Linked DNA regions of Homo sapiens: region 2 is linked to region 1. The links are chromatin contacts, found by POLR2A ChIA-PET in ENCODE. All regions are on one chromosome and are shown on one strand. Each heading gives the region's core, a stretch centred on a gene start or an enhancer-like site at or near the end of the contact. The rest is flanking DNA. Distances are from core to core; before and after follow the strand shown.

Region 1 (2,903 bases), core at 11-2,510:
CAAAGTAAAACATATTCCATGTTGAAAAATGTTGGAAAATTTTTCAGAAAAGCACAGAAAAGGAAATAAAAACTACCTACAATTCTATTACCCAGAGATAATCAGTTCACATTTTAGTATATACCCTTCAAACCATTTTTGTTATCTATGTATATATTTATTAAACAAAATTATAATCTTCTGTGCCCACTGATTACACCTGCATTTTTTTCGTTGAGAAATTCACCATTAACATTTCCTATCATGTATTTAAACCATTTCCTATGGTTAAATATGACATTTGTTTATAATGTTTTACTACTATAAATAACACCTCTTTGCTTGTATCTCTGGTTATTTCTTGGGGGTAAATTCCTAAAAGCAGAACTGCTGGGTCAAAGGAACTTAAAACAACAACAACAAAAGAACTAAAAACAGGCAGAACTGCTGGTCCGAATTGCCCCCCAAAATCACAGCACTAATTCCTATGCCCAGCAGCCTCGTGCCTTTCCCCACATTTCCATCAACGCTGGGTATTAATAGTCACAATTTTTTTTTGCCAGTCTGAGAGGTGAAAAGCAGTATCTTCTGGGTTTTACATTTTACAGTCTTTGATTATTAACCACTAGCCCCATTTGAAACCCCATCGCATTTGATGGCAATGGACCTTATGAAGAGAACCAAAGTACCAATTAGGCCAAACTGCACACGGGCTTGGATGGACAGGCTCAGAATTCATTTTCCAGCCGTTGCGAGGGCTCACACTGACTCATCCACATTCCCACCTGGCTTTCCAGAGGGAACTATGCTAAAATGATGCTAAAGAGACCAGACTGCTTTCTTTTTTTGTGCGTGTGACAGAGTCTCGCTCTGTCACCCAGGCTAGAGTGCAGTGGCACAACCACGGCTCCCTGCAGCATCAACCTCCCAGATTAATCAATCCTCCCACCTCAGCCTCCTGAGTAGCTGGGACCACAGGTACACACCACTGTGCCCAGCTAATTTTTGTGATTTTTGTAAAGATTGAGTCCCCCTGTGTTGCCCAGGCTGGTCTCAAACTCCTGGGCTCGAGCAATTCTCCTGCCTTGACCTCCCAAAGTGCTGGGATTACAGGCATGAGCCACTACACCCTGCCCTAGTGTGCTTTATATCAAAGGGGAAACCATTTGGGGCTTCCAAACAGGAAATGAACAGTCGTACCTTTTGTCCTCACTAACATTCAGATTGCAGGAATGCCGTGTCCCATAGGGAAAGAGAAATTCCTGAGGCAAGTGTCATATCTGAACTTGAGATAGTCACCTTCCAGGCAGAAAGCTACACCCGCCTCTTTTCCCAGCCTCTGGCATCAGCTGCCGGCGGTGTGGGTAAGGGATGCAAAGAACTCAAAACATGTAGCCAGGATTCCCCATTTGGTCTGTTTGTTTGTTTGTTTGTTTGTTTGTTTGTCTGAGTAAATGGGATTACAGGTACTCACCACCATGCCTGGCTAATTTTTTTGTATTTTTACTAGAGACAGGGTTTCACTGTGTTGGCCCGGCTGGTCTCAAACTCCTGGCCTCAAGTGATCCCTCCGCCTCGGCCTCCAAAGTGCTGGGATTACAGGCGTGAGCCACTGCACCTGGCCTAAAGCTATTATTTTTTAAAAAGCTAAAAACTGGTGTCTCATCTGGCCTCTCCACTCCCTAGCCTGCCCTATCTATAAAATGGGACCAGTAATCTATCTCAGCTGACAGTCAGGGAGATTCTCAGAACTTTATAAATGCCCAAGTGTTTTACAAATGAGGAATCACGGGCCAGGCACAGTGGCTCACACCTGCAATCACAGCACTTTGGGAGGCTAAGGTGGGCAGATCACTTGAGGTCAGGAGGTTGAGACCAGCCTGGCCAACGTGGTGAAACCCTGACTCTACTAAAGAAAAATAAGCTGGGCATTGGTGATGCGCGTCTATACTCCCAGCTACTCGGGAGGCTGAGGCAGGAGAATCGCTTGAACCCGGGAGGCGGAGGTTACAGTGAGCCGAGATTGCACCACTGCACTGCGGCCTGGGTGACATAGCAAGACTCTTTCTCAAAAATAAATAAATAAATAAATAAATAGCTTTATAGAGTTATAATTTGCATACCATAAAATTCACCCTTGAAGTGTGCAGTTTTGTGGTTTGCAGTATACTCACAAAGTTGTGCAACCATCACCACTATCTAATTTCAGAATATTTCCATCACCCCCGAAAGAAACCCCATACCCATTAGCAGTCACTTCCTGCTCCTCCCTCTCCCACCAGCCCCTGGCAACTGCTAATCCATTTTCTGTCTCCATGAATTTCCTGTTCTGGACATTTCATAGAAATTGAATCATACAATATGTGGTATTTGTGTCTGGCTTCTTTCACTGATGTTTTAAGGCTCATCCATGTTGTAACCTTTGTAGGAATTTCCCTCCTTTTTATGGCTGAATAATATTCCATTGTATGGACAGACCACATTTGGTTTATCCATTCATCAGTTGATGGACATGTAGGTTATTTTCAGTTTTGGGCTACTGTGAACGATGCTGCTATACACATTTGTGTTCAGGTTTTTTTGTTTTTGTTTTTGTTTTCCGAGATGGAGTCTTGCTCTGTCATCCAGGTTGGAATGCAGTGGCATGATCTCAGCTCACTGCAAGCTCTGCCTCCTGGGTTCAAGCAATTCTCCTACCTCGGCCTCCCAAGTAGCTAGGATTACAGGCATGCGCCACCACGCCTGGCTAATTTTTGTATTTTTAATAGAGACGGAGTTTCACCATGTTGGCCAGGCTGGTCTTGAATTCCTGACCTCAAGTAACCCACGGGCCTAGGCCTCCCAAAGTGCTGGGATTACAGGCGTGAGCCACTGTGCCCAGCCTTGTGTACAGGCTTTTATGTGGACATGTTTTCAATTCTCTT
Region 2 (3,400 bases), core at 486-2,985, 40 kb before region 1:
TCACCCTTCAGAGCTAACTTAGTTATCACCTCCTCTAGGAAGGCTTTCTTGATTCCCAATGTTATATAAAGAGAACTCCCCAAGGAAAGGGTTCAACATCTCCTATTTTAGCCCCAGCATCAGAACAGTTCCTGACACAGAGTAGGCACTCAATAGACGTTTGTTGAGTGAATGAATGTTGGTAGACAGAAGAAAATAAGCTGTTGCTTCCAGCAAGTGGCAATTGAGCCTGTGAGCACAGCTGTGTTTGGGGTGAGAGACTGCCCTCTAGGGCAGCCCATACATGCTCTGTTAGAAATGCTTTGAGTGCAAGTAACTGCAAATCCAGCTAATATGGCCAAAAATACAGGTTGTGCCAAACAGTGGCACACAGGGCAAATCTGGCCCTTAGCCCGTTTTTGAAAATGAAGTTTTCTCAGAACATAGTCACATCCATTTGTTAACATATTGTCAAAGGCTGCTGTCACGATATAAATGAAGAGTTTAGTAGTCATGACAGAGACATATGGCTGGCAAAACTTAAAATATCTACTATGTGGCCCAAGGAGTTTCCAGGGTTAGTTTCATAGCTGAACAATACTCAGGACATTGGGATAGTGTCTCTGTTATTCTCTTGGCTTTCTCCTCATGGTCACAAAATGGCTTCCACAGCTCCAGGCATCACATCCTCACATAACTGCTTTTGGAGAAGGAAGTAATTGGAGGCTTAGAGCAGAGAGATCCCCTTATGTTTTCCTCTTATCGGGGAAGAAAAACTTTCCCAGACTGCCCATAAATTGACCTTTATACCTTGCTGGTCAGACTGGGTTACATGCCCATCCTCTAAGCCAGAGGCTGAACCCACCTTCCTTAAATCCCGGAACAAGATTAGAGTCCTTACAGCAAGGAAGAAGAGAAGGGATGTTACATTAGTGAGCAACCACAGTGTCTGCCATAACATTCCCTCCGACTACCTTTCTCTCTCCTCAGTGGCATCTGACTCTCCCTTAGGAAGGGAACTGCCTTAGATCTGGAAAAAGACCTTGCCAAGAGCTCAGGTTCGAATATGAGCTACCTCTTCCCCAGGGTAGGGTACAAAGTAGCACTACTGAAAGGAGAGCTGCTGCATTGTATAATTGAAGGAAAAGAATTTGAAGTTTCAGGGACAAAATCGGAGATCCAGGGTGGAGACTGAGGTGAGGGCACCGGCAAGATAGTGTCCTAGGAGAAAGTCACTGTCCAATCTTGAGTTTTCTGCCCTTTACAAAATCTTGTATAAAGTCTATTAAATTCGTAATAACCGCTAGAACACACTGGTTGCAAACAAGAGAAAAACAAACAAGCTAAACCGTCTTAGGTGAAAAACAAAAACAGAATAAATCTTAAAAAGCACAACTGAATAGTCTGCCAGGAAGAATGGATGAGGGAGTGAGGGAAGCGGGACTGAAAAGATGGGATTTGATTTCTCTTTATTTCTCTGCCCCATTTCCTCCTGAATGGCTCCATTCTCAGGCAATCTTCCTCCGCAGCACACGATGGCTGTCAGCAGCACCTGGAGAAAGATCATTCCTTTTTTTAGACCAGCAAGCAAAGGAGTCTCTTCCCTCAATTTGTAGAAAACATTCATCTTTATTCCGATGAACAAGCTCAGGTCACATGCCCATCCTTGGGCCAATCACTGTAGCCAAGGGGTAGGGATTATCCTGATTGGCTCAGACCTCAGCCACAGGCCCCACCCCTGGAAGAGGATGTCACTTCCCAGAAGCCCTCGGGCCCTTGGGGAGGGACGGGCACTGTTCCCCAGAGCAGTGCAATCAATGCTGGGAAACTGAAGCTGCGAGTGTCCGAGGGACCCTGGGATGTCTCTGGGGTCTGCGTAGGTACCCATGGAGGAGCAGAGATGGTGGATGAAGGAGGCCGTGGAGGAGAAAAGAACACAGGAATTTACCAGAAATTGGCAGGCTGTGGAATTGATGGAGTCCACTTACTGTCCAGGCCTAAGGGGTAAGGAGACGTCTCCTTTCCCCCATGCTGGCATTTGGGTCACATGTGGAATCCGTGGTAAACTGAGGCACCTGTCTTCTCCTTCCCAGGTCCAATAATCCCATCCTTTGCCGAAAGCTTTACTGTGGGACTGGCATCATTTCAAGCATTTAATCCTCGTCCCAACTCTACGAGGAAGGTACTGTTGTTCCCACTTCACAGGGGAGGTGATTGAGGCACAGAAGGGTCAACCAATTCACTCAAGGTCACGCAGCTCCTACACAGTGCAGTTGGGATTCGAACCTGCAATGTGGTTCCCAGTGCAGCCCACCATGACCATTCCACGTGGCCAAAGCCAGCGCGCCTGGAATCCGGGAAGGGAGTTCTTTCTATTGCAGGCCAGAAGTGGGGTACATCCCACTTGCCTTGAGGGCCCCTAGTGCTTGTCAGGAGGCGACAGACCGAGGTGCTATCCTCTCTGGGGCAACTGAACTGCCACCAGAAAAATGACCCATAAACTCGAGATGGAGCCCGCTTTCCCTCTGTGGATTCCACCCTCCATTACGTCTCTCCCTCAATTAATTAATAAAGCCCCGCGCCTCTCTGCCTGGCTGCTTCCTTCCCTCACTCTACCTCCCCATCTCCACTGAGATCCCGGGAAAAAAATCCCTCCCCATGGCCCAGCCTGCTATTGTCTCTCGGTCCCTACAGTTGCTCCTCATAGGGAGGCTGTTGGAGAGAGAGAGAACACGGAAGGCTCCGGGTGGATTTGTGCAGCCCTTAAAACGGGGCTCTGCTTCATCGAATCTCAGTTTTGTGAAGCTCTCCTGCTGAGCCCGGCCTCTGCTCCAGATTCATCCGTATGGGCAGACCTCCTAAAGACAGGTTCAGTCCAAGGACAGGTTCGAGGTCGAAGATGGGGTTCAGAGCTCTCTCTGAGGGCCCATGCTCTCTAGTTTCCTATTTGCAGGCACACCTTTTATGAACAGCTTGGTTCTGGGCTAAAAATGCGTGGGAAAGAGCTGAGGCCCTAAATTCAGGCAGACCTGGCTTCAAGTGCTAGCCCAACAATAACTGGCCTGGTGACTTGAACTTCTGTGGGTCTCATTTTCCTGTCCTGTAAAATGGGGATAGTAGCAGAAATTGTATATTTGGAAGTTAAATGACAGAACATGCAAATCTCTTAGCACAGAGCCTGACACAATGAAAGTAATTCATTTTTTTAAAATAGCTTTTTTTTTTTTTTTGAGACAGGGTCTCGCTTTGTCACCCAGGCTGGAGTGCAATGGTGCAATCACAGCATACTGCAGCCTCAACCTCCCAGGCTCAAGCAATCCTCCCACCTCAGCTTCGTGAGTAGCAGGGACTACAGGGGTGTGCTATCATACCTGTCTAATTTTTTGTATTTTTTTTTGTAGAGACAGGGTTTCACCATGTT

Evidence for each region. ChIA-PET counts read pairs that join two places held with the same protein, here RNA polymerase II (POLR2A).
Region 2: POLR2A ChIA-PET joins it to region 1 with 11 read pairs in A673. The contact joins the promoter of LINC01404 here to the enhancer-like site in region 1. POLR2A ChIA-PET finds 5 or more read pairs at or near these places in 2 of 52 experiments (A673 and WTC11).

What each region holds. Positions count from the first base shown.
Region 1 is chr12:110,916,013-110,918,915 of GRCh38, reverse strand. All of the region lies in intron 2 of MYL2 (myosin light chain 2), which reads left to right. Among named protein-coding and RNA genes, the nearest start is that of MYL2, 3.1 kb to the left of the region's middle. RefSeq lists enhancers at 504-1,003, 1,004-1,505. Within about 2 kb of position 1,260, at least 5 of the 41 ENCODE cell types and tissues checked have a DNase peak (open chromatin) inside an H3K27ac peak, as active enhancers do.
Region 2 is chr12:110,956,153-110,959,552 of GRCh38, reverse strand. It overlaps LINC01404 (long intergenic non-protein coding RNA 1404), which reads left to right and starts at 1,735. Exons shown (of 4, transcript NR_135002.1): 1 at 1,735-1,983; 2 at 2,073-2,161; 3 at 3,217-3,314. RefSeq lists an enhancer at 1,353-2,552.